3 separate regions of the Homo sapiens genome follow, and all the other regions are linked to region 3. The links are chromatin contacts, found by Hi-C or POLR2A ChIA-PET in ENCODE. All regions are on one chromosome and are shown on one strand. Each heading gives the region's core, a stretch centred on a gene start or an enhancer-like site at or near the end of the contact. The rest is flanking DNA. Distances are from core to core; before and after follow the strand shown.

What was found. Hi-C counts contacts between places; a loop is a spot of excess contacts on that map. ChIA-PET counts read pairs that join two places held with the same protein, here RNA polymerase II (POLR2A). Pooled maps may share reads with other maps.
Region 1: a loop to region 3 is called in a map of IMR-90, with 17 times the contacts of the local background. The contact joins the promoter of MEG3 here to the enhancer-like site in region 3. A Hi-C loop is called at or near these places in 2 of 168 maps with a recorded cell type or tissue (both IMR-90) and 2 of 50 pooled maps. POLR2A ChIA-PET finds 5 or more read pairs at or near these places in 1 of 52 experiments (endothelial cell of umbilical vein).
Region 2: a map of HCT116 shows a loop between it and region 3 (4-fold over the local background). The contact joins the promoter of RTL1 here to the enhancer-like site in region 3. A Hi-C loop is called at or near these places in 3 of 168 maps with a recorded cell type or tissue (HCT116, HepG2 and dorsolateral prefrontal cortex) and 5 of 50 pooled maps. POLR2A ChIA-PET finds 5 or more read pairs at or near these places in 1 of 52 experiments (SK-N-SH).

What each region holds. Positions count from the first base shown.
Region 1 is chr14:100,823,833-100,827,443 of GRCh38, reverse strand. It overlaps MEG3 (maternally expressed 3), which reads right to left and starts at 1,326. Exons shown (of 10, transcript NR_190993.1): 1 at 1,227-1,326. RefSeq lists an enhancer at 3,026-3,611.
Region 2 is chr14:100,901,095-100,905,231 of GRCh38, reverse strand. It overlaps RTL1 (retrotransposon Gag like 1), which reads left to right and starts at 1,510. Exons shown (of 4, transcript NM_001134888.3): 1 at 1,510-1,627; 2 at 1,846-1,941. The region is part of intron 5 of MEG8 (maternally expressed 8, small nucleolar RNA host gene); the gene reads right to left.
Region 3 is chr14:100,415,278-100,418,905 of GRCh38, reverse strand. All of the region lies in intron 2 of WDR25 (WD repeat domain 25), which reads right to left. Among named protein-coding and RNA genes, the nearest start is that of WDR25, 41 kb to the right of the region's middle. Within about 2 kb of position 1,250, at least 5 of the 41 ENCODE cell types and tissues checked have a DNase peak (open chromatin) inside an H3K27ac peak, as active enhancers do; they include HCT116, where a contact is called at or near this core.

The sequences.
Region 1 (3,611 bases), core at 77-2,576, 410 kb before region 3:
TCTCAAAACTGTTCCCTCTTGGGTAAACGAATCCAGGATCCTCCAGTAGATCCCGCGCCCGACCCCCTCCATCAGGAGAACAAAGGCCACCTCCCCTCCCCACCCCGCCCCCCAAAATTCCGCAGTGCCGCCAGCGCCCTCTCGCGGCCAGCCAGGAAACCTTCCAGAAACCTGCCACGTAGCCACCCGCCTGCGCCCCCACCAGGCCCGCCGGCCCAGGGTGGGAGGGGGCGGCCTGGGGGGGCTTGACTCTGACAAAGGAAATGGCAAAAGGCGATTTGACCAAAAGTCCAAGACTGCAACATGTCAGGATTTTCGAGCGACCACCACGCAACGCTCTGAAGACCCCCGCGGCACCCCATCCCCAGCTCCCAGCGTCCAGACCCCAGCAACACACCCCCTTTTCTGCATTTCTCTCCTCCCTCTTCCCAGACCCAAGGACACGGCCTTCTCTCCTCCCCAACCCACCCCCTGCATCTATTCTCCCAGTGCCCCCAATCCCACGACCCCCCTTCGGCAAGGACTGATCCTAGGGGGCTACTGGCAGGTTTGCACTTGGGCGCCATCTCTCTCCACTGTGAAAGTGGCTGATCAGGGCAGAACCAGATGATATCGGGTAGAAATTTTACTCCACATTTTGCCTGGGGTCCACACTGCACTAAACCTGTGTATTTGGATTCGGAAAACCTCGCGAAGAGGAACCTCCACTCCTCCCGCCCACGATCCACCAAAAACCTGGCCAACAGCTGGCGAGGCAAATATGCCCGGGAGACCCTTCTATTCGGGTGCTTCCCCCCCTAATTCATGGGGCACGCAGAAGGCATCGCCGCCATATCTCCCACTATTAACGCGATTCTAGAGGCGGCTTCTAATACAGGAAATCCGGGGTTCGCCCCCCAGTGACTGCCGTATACCCGAATCCAAGAGGAGTTCCATCTGATTCCTCCCGCTCCTCTGAACTGAAGTCCCTACCACCCAGCCCACCCTTAAGGACTGGACCCTCCAGAGAGGAGCCCTGACTTCCCCCCAGGGAAATGTGCCTCAAGATTTTCTTTCTGACAAATTTTGTTGCGGACGCTCGGGGACCAGGCGAAGTGGCCGCCTCCAGCAGCAGGACCCAGGATCAGGCAGGCTCTCGGCATGTCCAGGAGGACAGAGCCCATCCCAGAAGCGGATGCCGTCTTCCTTTTGCACATCCTTTGCGGCAAGGATGGCCAACCACTCACCGGGTGAGGGATCCTCTCGTGGGCGCCCCAGCTCTCCTGAGGAGCCGCCGCCAAGGCCAGCGAGCCAAGGCGCGCTCCCTCTCTGCTCTCCGCCGTCTGCGCTAGGGGCTGGCTGGGTGGGGTTTATATGGAGGCGCAGAAGGGGTGGTCTCTGACGTCAGCGCATTCTGCTGCAATGCGCTCATTTCTCTAAAAGTGATTGGCCGGAAAAATGAGCCCCCCAGATTCTATGACAAATTGCTCTAGCCGCACCCAGATTGCAGCAAAGAAGGGAGGAAAAAATTCTGCCGCAGTGCCCCTGGCCGCCATGACCAACACCCTGTGGTCGCGGGTGCTTTTTCCCTGCGTGAGCCCGGCTCGCCAGGCAGGGTGAATTCAGGCACAATGTGTGGGGGGAATCGCCCCGATGGCTGGCCGTCCTCAGGCGGCCGATGGCCAAGGTGGGGCTGTCGGGGCGCAGATCCCACACCTGGCGGTTTCGGAACATCCATCGGAGGATGCGGGCTTAGCGAAAGAAAATCATGCTTTCTCTTATTGTTCAGGAAAATAAAATGCCCGGGCGACATAACTGGTTCCCAGATGTAAGCCAGAGGCTGTCACCCCCTCCCAGCCCACCCGTGCGTTTCTGACTGGTTCTCTTTGACATGGGAGACAGAGCTCCGCGTCTCCGAGTCAGAAAACCCTGGCTGTGGAGTCCCGGGCTCTGCCGCTTACAACTCATGTTCGCGGAACCCGCTATGCCCCTTCCTCTTCCACTGGGTCCGCTTCCTCCACCTTAACCAGGGGTACCCCCCACCACACACACCAGGGTTGTAATAAGAATCCAGACAGGAGCCGTGCCCTCTAAGGAAAGTACTTTTAGAGGGCGGACTGTGTCCCATGTGGAGATGCCTGAGCTACCCCTCAAAGTTGGGGTGATCCCCACACACATGCCCTTTGAAAGAGCCCCAGCGCCCCGAAAAACAGGCAGCGACACATGTTGCGCCGAGCCCTGCCGCGGCCTCGGCTCCGGAGCTGGCACATGGGAGTTAATCCCTAACAGGTGGGAGCCCTCGGCAGCTCTGCCCGGCTCTGAGTGGCAGAGCGTGCAGGGCCGTCAATCAAATGTCCTCTCGCAAAGGTCAAAATGCTGTTGAAAGGGACCGAGGATCTATCTTAGGGTGACAGGTGGGTGGCAGCCAGGAGGACAAGGATGGAGTGCTCGGTGACAGAAAGCAGGTGAGGATGAGCAAGGGGCCCCAAAGAGGACAGCAGAGAGGCCCCGCCGAGGGCATCAAGTCAGAATCGCTCCCCCGCACTTCTTTGGGGGGTTTAAGCGGCGTCAGAGGGAGCCCCCCATGCCCAACGATCCCACAAGGTGACTGTAAAGCAGACGGGAGATTCCAGGGCTGAAAAGAAGGGAGAAAGGCTATTTCTACGTCCACAGCTAATGACTAGGGAGGTGAACATTGACCGTCAGGTCACTAGAGGCGCCGAGCCTTGGGACGGCGTGTGGGGGGCTCGTTTTTTCATAAACAGGCGCACTGTTGGGGAGATAGAGACGTGGGACGTTGGGGTCCTCATGGGGCGCTGCTTTAATATGTCAGGTAACACGAAGGAGAAAGAAAACACCCCCTTTACAGCCTGTGGAGCTTGCCAGGAGCCCCAGGGACTAGAGCCCCGGAAGCAGGCCTTGCACAGCAGAAACGCCCGCACCAGCCACAGACGTCAAGAACGCTTCAAAAAATCATGGCTCCGAGCACCCGCGTCAACAGGAGAACGTTTATTAGCCACAGTATTAATAGCTAGGAAACAGCCAGAGCTGGCCGGGGCCAATCAGCAACCAGGAGCCCCTGTCGTCAGGCCCCCACGGCCAATCAGACGCCGGCAGGCCCGGTTGCTAGCCTCTCGGGGGCAGAGGCGAGGGGCACGCATTGACAAGGGGCTCGCATTCACCCGCCGCGCGTGGGAACTGTGGTGGCCGCCAGAGAGCATCCGCAGCCACGCACCCGGGGGCCCGGGAGGCTGTCGTAGACACAGTGCCAGCCCGCGTCAGCCCTGCAGCCCCACAAGGGCATGAGTTGACGTTCCGGTGGGAGCCCCAGGCCTCAGGTGGGATGCTCCTGGAGCCCCTAGAAGGAGAAACTTCCAGACACCTAATGTCCAGTCTCTCCTGTCAGGGCCTGGCGCCCCTGCGGGAAGTTGAGCCTCCCAGTGAGAAGCCAGCCTCTGCCCTATTCTGGGCCCCCTGGCTCTTGAGCCTGCTCCTTCGAGGTTCACAGTAAACCCCACTCTCCTATTTCAGGGCCTTACTGACAGCCCAAGGAAAAAGACCGTGGAAATTACGGGTTTCCTACAAAGCACCACGGGTTTGAATCCCGGCTCTGCTCCCTCCGCGCTGGGAGG
Region 2 (4,137 bases), core at 261-2,760, 490 kb before region 3:
TGAAGGAAGACCCTGGAGTGACCGGCTCAGTCATGCTGGGAAGGATTCAGCTGTCTAGCTTTCAAATGCCTTTTTTTTTTTTTTTGGCTTTTTTATTTCTTTTGGAAAGATAAGAGTTGATGCTTTTACCCTAAAACTGTGTGCCAAGCCGCTCTGGCTATCCTCAGCCCCACTCTTCCCCTATCTCTGTAGCCCTCCTTTCCGTCCTTCATAGGCTGCAAGCTGACTGGCGCCCGACCCCAGGTCCACACCCACCTCCCTCTACCCCCTGGTCCATGCACCACTCCCGGCCTCCTCCCCCACTCTTCTCTTTCTGGCCCCGCTGCAGAGTCTCGGGCCCCTCGGCTTCCTGGGCGCCTGGCCACCACGCAGCGCCTGGAAGTGCTCCCTCCCTCATCTCTCGTTCCCCACTTTGGAAAGCCGGCCACCGGACAGGACAGCTCCCGGGACAGCTCCCGCAGCCTGCTGCATTGCAGCGCAGCCGTCTGTGAGGGAGGGGCGCAACCTGCAGCCCCCGCCCCCCGCCCCGACCACCCCCGCCCAGCAGCCCCCAGCCCCGGCACGGCCGGCTCCCCCGCCGCACCGCACGCATCTGTCGCAGTTAAAAGCGCCGCTGCCAGAGCAAAAGCGCCGGTCCCTCTTGACTGTCCCCCTCCTCACTTTTCGGGCTCAGAAATGTGGCCCAGGCAGCCCCCTTGTGGCACGTGGGGGCGCCACAGACTCTTGGCTGGTGTCTGAAGAATTCAGACTGTCTGATTCCACCGCACCGTGAGTTGGCACAAATCTTCGGTGGCCCAACTCCTACCCGATGCAGAACTCTGCTCAGCGGCCTCTCTGAGTGGGGGGCACCTCTCCCCTCCCCTCTCCCCGTCCACACCTCTCCCTTCTCCCTCCAGGGAGGAAGCGAAGGAACTCTCCTGTTGAATATTGCTCTGACAAGCAGACAGGTGTCTGGCAAACGTGATTGGGGTGGTGGGGGAAGGGGGGGGCCAGGAGGGTGGTGGGAATGGGGGCTTTTCTCGAAATGACGTTTGGTTTCCATCTCTTATCTCACAGATGGGAAACCGAGGTGCGGGGAGGGCCATAGTCCCTGTCTGTGTCAGAGTCAAGGCTGGAGATCCTCCTCCAAGTCCAGCCTGGGGCATTTCCCTGAGGTGCCGGGGCACCCTTAAGACGTACCCCTCTTCCCCCTCCCACTTGTCCAGCCCCTCCAGATCTGGTTCTCCCCGTCCGGAAGCCCTGGAGGGCCCCTGGATGTTCTCTGTCCTCTCTAACTCACTGTCCACACAAACAAGCCCAGCCCCCTCCGTCTCTATCTGCAATCTACTTGCAGACAGGCAGGGCCCTCTCCACATCAGGTTAATAATGCCATTTTCATAAGCCTCTGCCCATAGGTGCTACCACCTAATTTTGAATCTGCCCTTCAAACGGATTGGGCCACAGAGGAGCTGGGATCTCAAGCACCGCTGGGAGGTGCTTATAACTAATCAATCCGTCCCCTGCCCACCCACACCCCCCCAGCACTCGGCACAGCCTCGCTGAGCAGCCTTCAGCAGCAGGGTGTGGTGGGGAGCCTCGGAGAGTCTGGGGTTCCATCCTGGCCCAGCCTCACACCAGCTGAGAGACGGTGAGTATAGGACTTTGCCTTTCTGTGCCTCAGTTTCCTCATCAATCTAATGGGGCTCATGAGACCAGTGTGCAGGGTTATTGCCCGGGTGAGTTCTTTGCAGACAGCCCAGTTCGGGACTTGGCTCCAAGACGGGGCTCCATAAATCTCCATGCCTGCACCCCCTCTTGATCACCTCAATTTCCAGTGTCTTATTCCCTGTTTGTTTCCCCCACCAGACCGACTGAGCTTCGAGGACAGGAAGCCACCGGCATCACTAAGCCACCGGCATCACTTCATCCCCAGCCTCACGCTTGGGACTGGGCCCGGGGAAGGTAGGTACACTGTGGTGGCTTGGAGAATGAGTGCATGGATGGATGTCTGTCCCATAGTCTATGGGATGCCCGGACCCCGCTGAGTTTCTCCTCCCCAGACCCCTGTCTAAGCTGGCCCTTCAAGGAAGCCGCCGGGAAAAACTGTTCCTTTATGCCTTCATGCTTTACCCCTCGTGCTGTTATATACAATGCAAATTCTCGGTCTATTAAATGCAGATGTGGGCTCTGCATGTCATTTATGCTGCCTGCTGCATCTACTGTGAGTTCCACAGGCCGGGGGCTGCCTCCGGCTGACTTGATTTGTGCGATTAAGCCAGCAGAGGGGACTCTGCCAGGAGAGGTTCCCGTTTGTATTGGGAGCAGGGTCTTGAAAGGCCAGGCTGTTTTCTCTCTTGCGACACTTGTTACATACCTCTCTCTCCCTCCCTGGGTCCCACCGTCTACTCCACAAGCATTTATGAAGTGTCTGATGTGTGCAAGCCTACACTTATCTCATTTAGTCCTCACTTCACGCCAGTGACGGAGAAACTCTCATCTCCATTTCACAGGGGAAAAGCCGAGTCTGAAAAGTAAAGGGAATTGTCTTGCAGCTAGAGAGCAGGGAGTCAAGCCGGTCTGCCTGGCTCGGGAGCCCCCAGCCCTGCTGTGGCTGCCTACTGCTGCTGCTGCTGCTGCTGCTGCTACTGCAGGGCTGACCAGGGCTGGCCGGGAGGCCAGCAGCTCCTGCAGAAAAGGCAGGGGGCTGCATACAGAGCGTTCTCCCTAGCAACTGGAAAAGGGGCCATAGAAAACCCAAGAGGGCTGAGAAGCCGCTCAACAGATAGACATGGAGCAGCTGGCCCCAGGAGGGGAGCACCACGCCCTCCCCTGGGCTTTTAGCAGAACAGCAGGGCAAAGGGCTCTGTCCCAGGTCTAAAAGAACAGAGACAGAGGTGTTAGGACAGGTGTAGAGGCGCCCAATCCTGTTCCCACCATTGGTGGGGGTATTGCCATTCAGCACAGAAAGGAGAGGACTGAAAAGAGAGGGAGCCCACAGCCTGCAGAGATCGGAGGGCAGAGGGGGCAAGGGGGCTGCTGCACAGCCGAGGAGGCAGATGCAAAAGGCAGGGGAGGGCTCAGCAAAGCAGCTCTGCGTGCGAGCCCTGAGCAGGCTGCCTGGGGAGAGAGGGAGCTCCCTGTTACAGGAGGCATCCGAGGGGAGAGAGGCAGGCCAGTGCTTGGCTGAGAAGGCTGCAGCACGGTTTCCTGCCCAGGCTGGCAGCCCACATGTTTAGGCCTTTGAGAAGCTCCCACAGCACCAACTCCTGAGCAGGCAAGCGGGCAAGTGAGCGAGGTGGCCAGAGGGGACCAGGCAGGGGTCAGTATGAGGCCATTTGGCCTCTCCCGAGTAGCTTGCCCTGGGCTAAATGGCAAAGGCACAGAGATGGTTGGCGGGGTGCCTCTGTCCCAATAAGGCAATGAGGGAGAGGAGCAGAGAATGGGGTTGAGTGCCCAGGGCTGGTGGGGGGAGGTGGGGACTGTCCTGCTGCCAACTCCCCTCTTGAGGGCCAGAACACCTAGAGTGGCCAAGCACCTGCCCTGGCTCCTGAGCCCACAGAGGCTGGCCTGTGTCCTCTCTGGGGCAACAGGCTGGCAGAGTGAGTGGAAGGAGCGAGGAGGTCTGGCAGGTTGAGGGGCCCTTTTCTGGAGGCTGAGCAGCAACCACAGATGCAGCCAGCTGCCAGACTGTGACTTACATGTTCAGTGGACTCATGAAAGCTCCTCACACAGTGACAGGGCTGGGGTGCCGGCCTGCTGATGAATGCAGCCCACACGGGAGTCGGGAGCTGCCTCTCCTGGCCCATTCACAGGGGTTCAGTTCCCAGGAACTGTGGGACCTTTATCAGGGGACCTCTGCTAGACAAGGCTCTGTTCTGCAGTTTCCAAAGGAGTTTTCTGCCTTATGCTCCCAGTGCAGGCACTCAGCATGTGTGTGTGCGCGCATGTCTGTGCGTGTGCGTGTGTGCATATGGGGGATGGCTGCGAGGCCAGCCAGGGCTCCTTGTCTGTGAAATGCCCAAGGTCCTCGGGGGCAGAGATGCACCTCCATGGAGCAGAAAAATTTCAAGGAGGGCAGAGTCATTCAAGGATGGAGCCCATCCTCACTGCAGCCTCATTGTCCTGCTCCTGACAACCCAATCTGTCAGCCCTGGGGTC
Region 3 (3,628 bases), core at 1-2,500:
CAAGGCCAGGGTCTCAGGTGAGACAATGGGAGTCACAGGAATTGTGGGTGTAGGGACCACTCCACACCCCTGCCTGGCAACCTGAGTCCAATGCCAGGTCCCTCCCGGAGTAGGTGTGGCGTGAGTAGGACCCCCCCCCGCCACCGCCACCCCAAACTCCCAGGGATGTCCCATAAACTCACCTTAGCATAGACCCTGACCGTTGTGGCTGAGACTGGCAGGCTGCACTACTGTGCTGTTGTGCAAATTTTTCACCTTTTTTTTTTTTTTGAGACGGAGTCTCGCTCAGTCGCCAGGCTAGAGTGCAGTGGCACAATCTTGGCTCACTGCAACCTCTACCTCCCGGGTTCAAGCAATTCTCCTGCCTCAGCCTCCCAAAAGTAGCTGGGACTTGTACAGGTGTGCACCACCACGCCCAGCTAATTTTTGTATTTTTAGTAGAGAAGGGGTTTCACCGTGTTGGCCAGGATGGTCTCCATCTCTTGACCTCGTGATCCGCCCACCTCGGCCTCCCAAAGTGCTGGGATTACAGGCATGAGCCACGGTGCCCGGCCAAATTTTTCACTTTCAATAGTTGCATGAAAGTCAGAAAGGCCAGTGCTAGGTGACATTGTGTGTATCATGTACAAAATCACAGGCAGTGTGGATATAAGACGTAAGAAGGCAGGGCACAGTGGCTCATGCCTGTTATCCCAGCACTTTGGGAGGCTGAGTGGGGGGTGTGGATCACGAGGTCAGGAGTTCGAAACCAGTCTGATCAACATGGTGAAACCACATCTCTACTAAAAGTACAAAAATTAGCCAGGCGTGGTGGTTGGTGCCTGTAATCCCAGCTACTCAGGAGGCTGAAGCAAGAGAATTGCTTGAACCCAGGAGGCAGAGGTTACAGTGAGCTGAGATGGTGCCACTGCACTCCAGCCTGGGCGACAGAGCGAGCCTCCGTCTCAAAAAAAAAAAAAAGACATAAGCAAACTAAGAACAACCTTCATGAGAACCTATGAGCACATGCACAAGAGCCTAAGTAGCCAGGCCAGGGCAGGAGGAACAGGGGCAGCATGACACGCCTGTCCACAACAGAAACGATGGAAGGCTAGGAACAGCTCAGGGTCACTGCAGCCAGGAAGAAGTCAGGCAGAAAATGCGATGTCAGCCCTGTGTCTGTCTTGCAGACCAATCACACAGTATCAAAGTAAGGGCGATTTGTGCAGCTGTATTCCTGACTCACTCTCCAGAGCCTCACTGGCAGAGACAACAAGGAAAAGGCTCGGTCTCTAGCACCCCCATCCGCAAGCAGAGGTAATGCTCAGGCAGCTCTCTCCCTCCCTGGAGGAGGAAGGTGACTCGCAGTAGCCTCAGAACTGGAAAGGGGAGCCACCAGGGAAGAGTGGCTGGAGCAACCAGCCTGGCTGCTCAGGGTCTTAACAGGATGGTGGGGGTTGGAAGGGGCACCTAGGTCATGGGAAAGAGCCTGGCCCCACACATGGCTCCATCTCCCTGCACCCTCGCCTGACCACCTTGGATCTGAGATACTCAGTCCCACAAATCCCTGAGTGGCTGGGAGACTGAGAAGTCTGCAAAGCATGTGGCATGTGCCAAGTGTCCTACTAAGCAGCTCCTCCAGGTACGGCTGCCTCTCTCCCTGAGCTAGTGTCAGCACCAGGCCTGGCACAGGAGACACGCACAAGTAACAGATGGTGAGGAGATGAGCGGAGGACTCTGGCCATGCCACACACAGCACAGCAACCCTAGGCCCATAGAGAAGGGAGGGGCAGGGCCCAGGCTCGGCTCACCAAAGCTTGGCCCCTGGCCTGTGGTAGTTGGATTGCCCCTGGAGGGACTCTTTCTCCCAAAGCCATATAATTCTGTTGAGTCACTAGTTTTCAGGAATACTGTGACTTCTGAATCATCCACGCAAGATCTCACCCCTGGGCTAAGATGGGCCTTCCAGACCAAGGTTTGTGAGGGTGACTCTCCCTGGGAAAGGTATTGACACATTTTCTCCTCAGTTCAAATCAAGTACCTCATGACTGTGAAGTTACTGGGTCCCATAAGTGAGCCCCAAGTGCCTGCTACAGAAAAGTACCCTACAGTCAGTAACGAGCACCAAGCTTCTCCCTGGGCATCTGGGGACGATGGTCCAGTGCTCCCTCCCCAGTGAGCCCAAAGACAGAACACTGCCGGGGCACAGCCCAGGTGCACATGGTGCTACAGCAACACAGGCCACACTGCCATTTATGCAGTCTGGAGACAAGGGAGAAAGGCAACCTCAAGGAATGGGTACAGAGAGAAGGGGACCCTTGAGCCAAGTCCAGGGGGATAAGGAAGACTTTGCCTGAAAAGAAGGAAGGAAAGGGAAAAGGCCTAAAAGGGTGTGTCATGTTTGGGAAAGAGCTGGAAAGAATTCAAGGCACACAGCAGGCAGTTTGTGATAGGAACAGAAATCGGGGCAGGGTGAATGGGCCGGTGACATGGGTTGGTTTGCATCCCGTACTGTTTGGGCTGCAACCTGTATTGTAGTATGAGGGCAAACAGCAAAGTTTTTACATCAAGGAATGACAATCAGAGTTGAGAATACGTAATAATAGAAATTACAACAGCAGTAGTCACAATTTGGGCATCTACGATTACCAGGAACTATACCAGGCACTTCCCTTGTACTGCCTCTTACTCTTAAAACAACCATGAAAATGAATACCCTTCACAGGGAGAAACCAAACGGCAGCGAGGAATGAGATGAATTTGATAAAGAACTACCTCTAAGTAGAGAAGTCACAACTCAGTGGCTGATTGGACAGCAGAGGCTGAATGACACGTGCTCTGTGAGGGCTAGAACCATATCTGGCTTCCCACTCTATCTGCTGCCCCTGGACCTGACACCTACTAGGTGCTCAGTAAAGATTCAGGTGGCAGTGCACTGACAGAGATGCAGAAGAAAAGAAGGACAGCGGCAGAGCAGGGAGGACACCAGCTGTGCCAATCGTGCTTGGCAACCAGAGGCACTGTCATGAACTGTGTGGGCTTTGAGACAGTACTCTGCTAGCAAACTACCAAGTTAGCCTGCCACAGCTTCATACATACTAGCAGAAGGCATGAGATCCCTGGGTCAGAGACTGAAAACAGTTTATTACTCACAGCAGTAGTAGTAGCCAGGGTAACACTGCTGCACCAGTTCCCTAAGCCCCAGTTCCCATAGCGATCCCATGAAGGCAAGGTGTTACCTGTACACACAGTGGGATGCATTACAGAGAGGAGTCCTGACATTAGGATGCCCCAATCTTATATAAGCAGCTGCTGGTAAACCTGCCCAACCTCTGCTCCTAAGGGAGACATTGTCTTTGTTATCCTGGAATAAAAATAAATCTGTTCCAGATAGAGATGCTGTCTCTACTCTCCAAGGCTGCTTGCTATTCAAACATCCTTGAAAAGACAGGCCAGAGCAAATCAGCTGTTCGTGGCTTGCTCAGAAGACTGTGCAGAAATATGACAGACCCATGGAGAATTGTGCAGGTACTGTGCACATACGACCAGCATGCCTACGTACCTCCCATACACATATGACTTTAGACTGCCTATTGCCCATCTGAGCCATTTCCTCCCCTTCTCTGGTTAGTTTAGAAATAAAACTAAT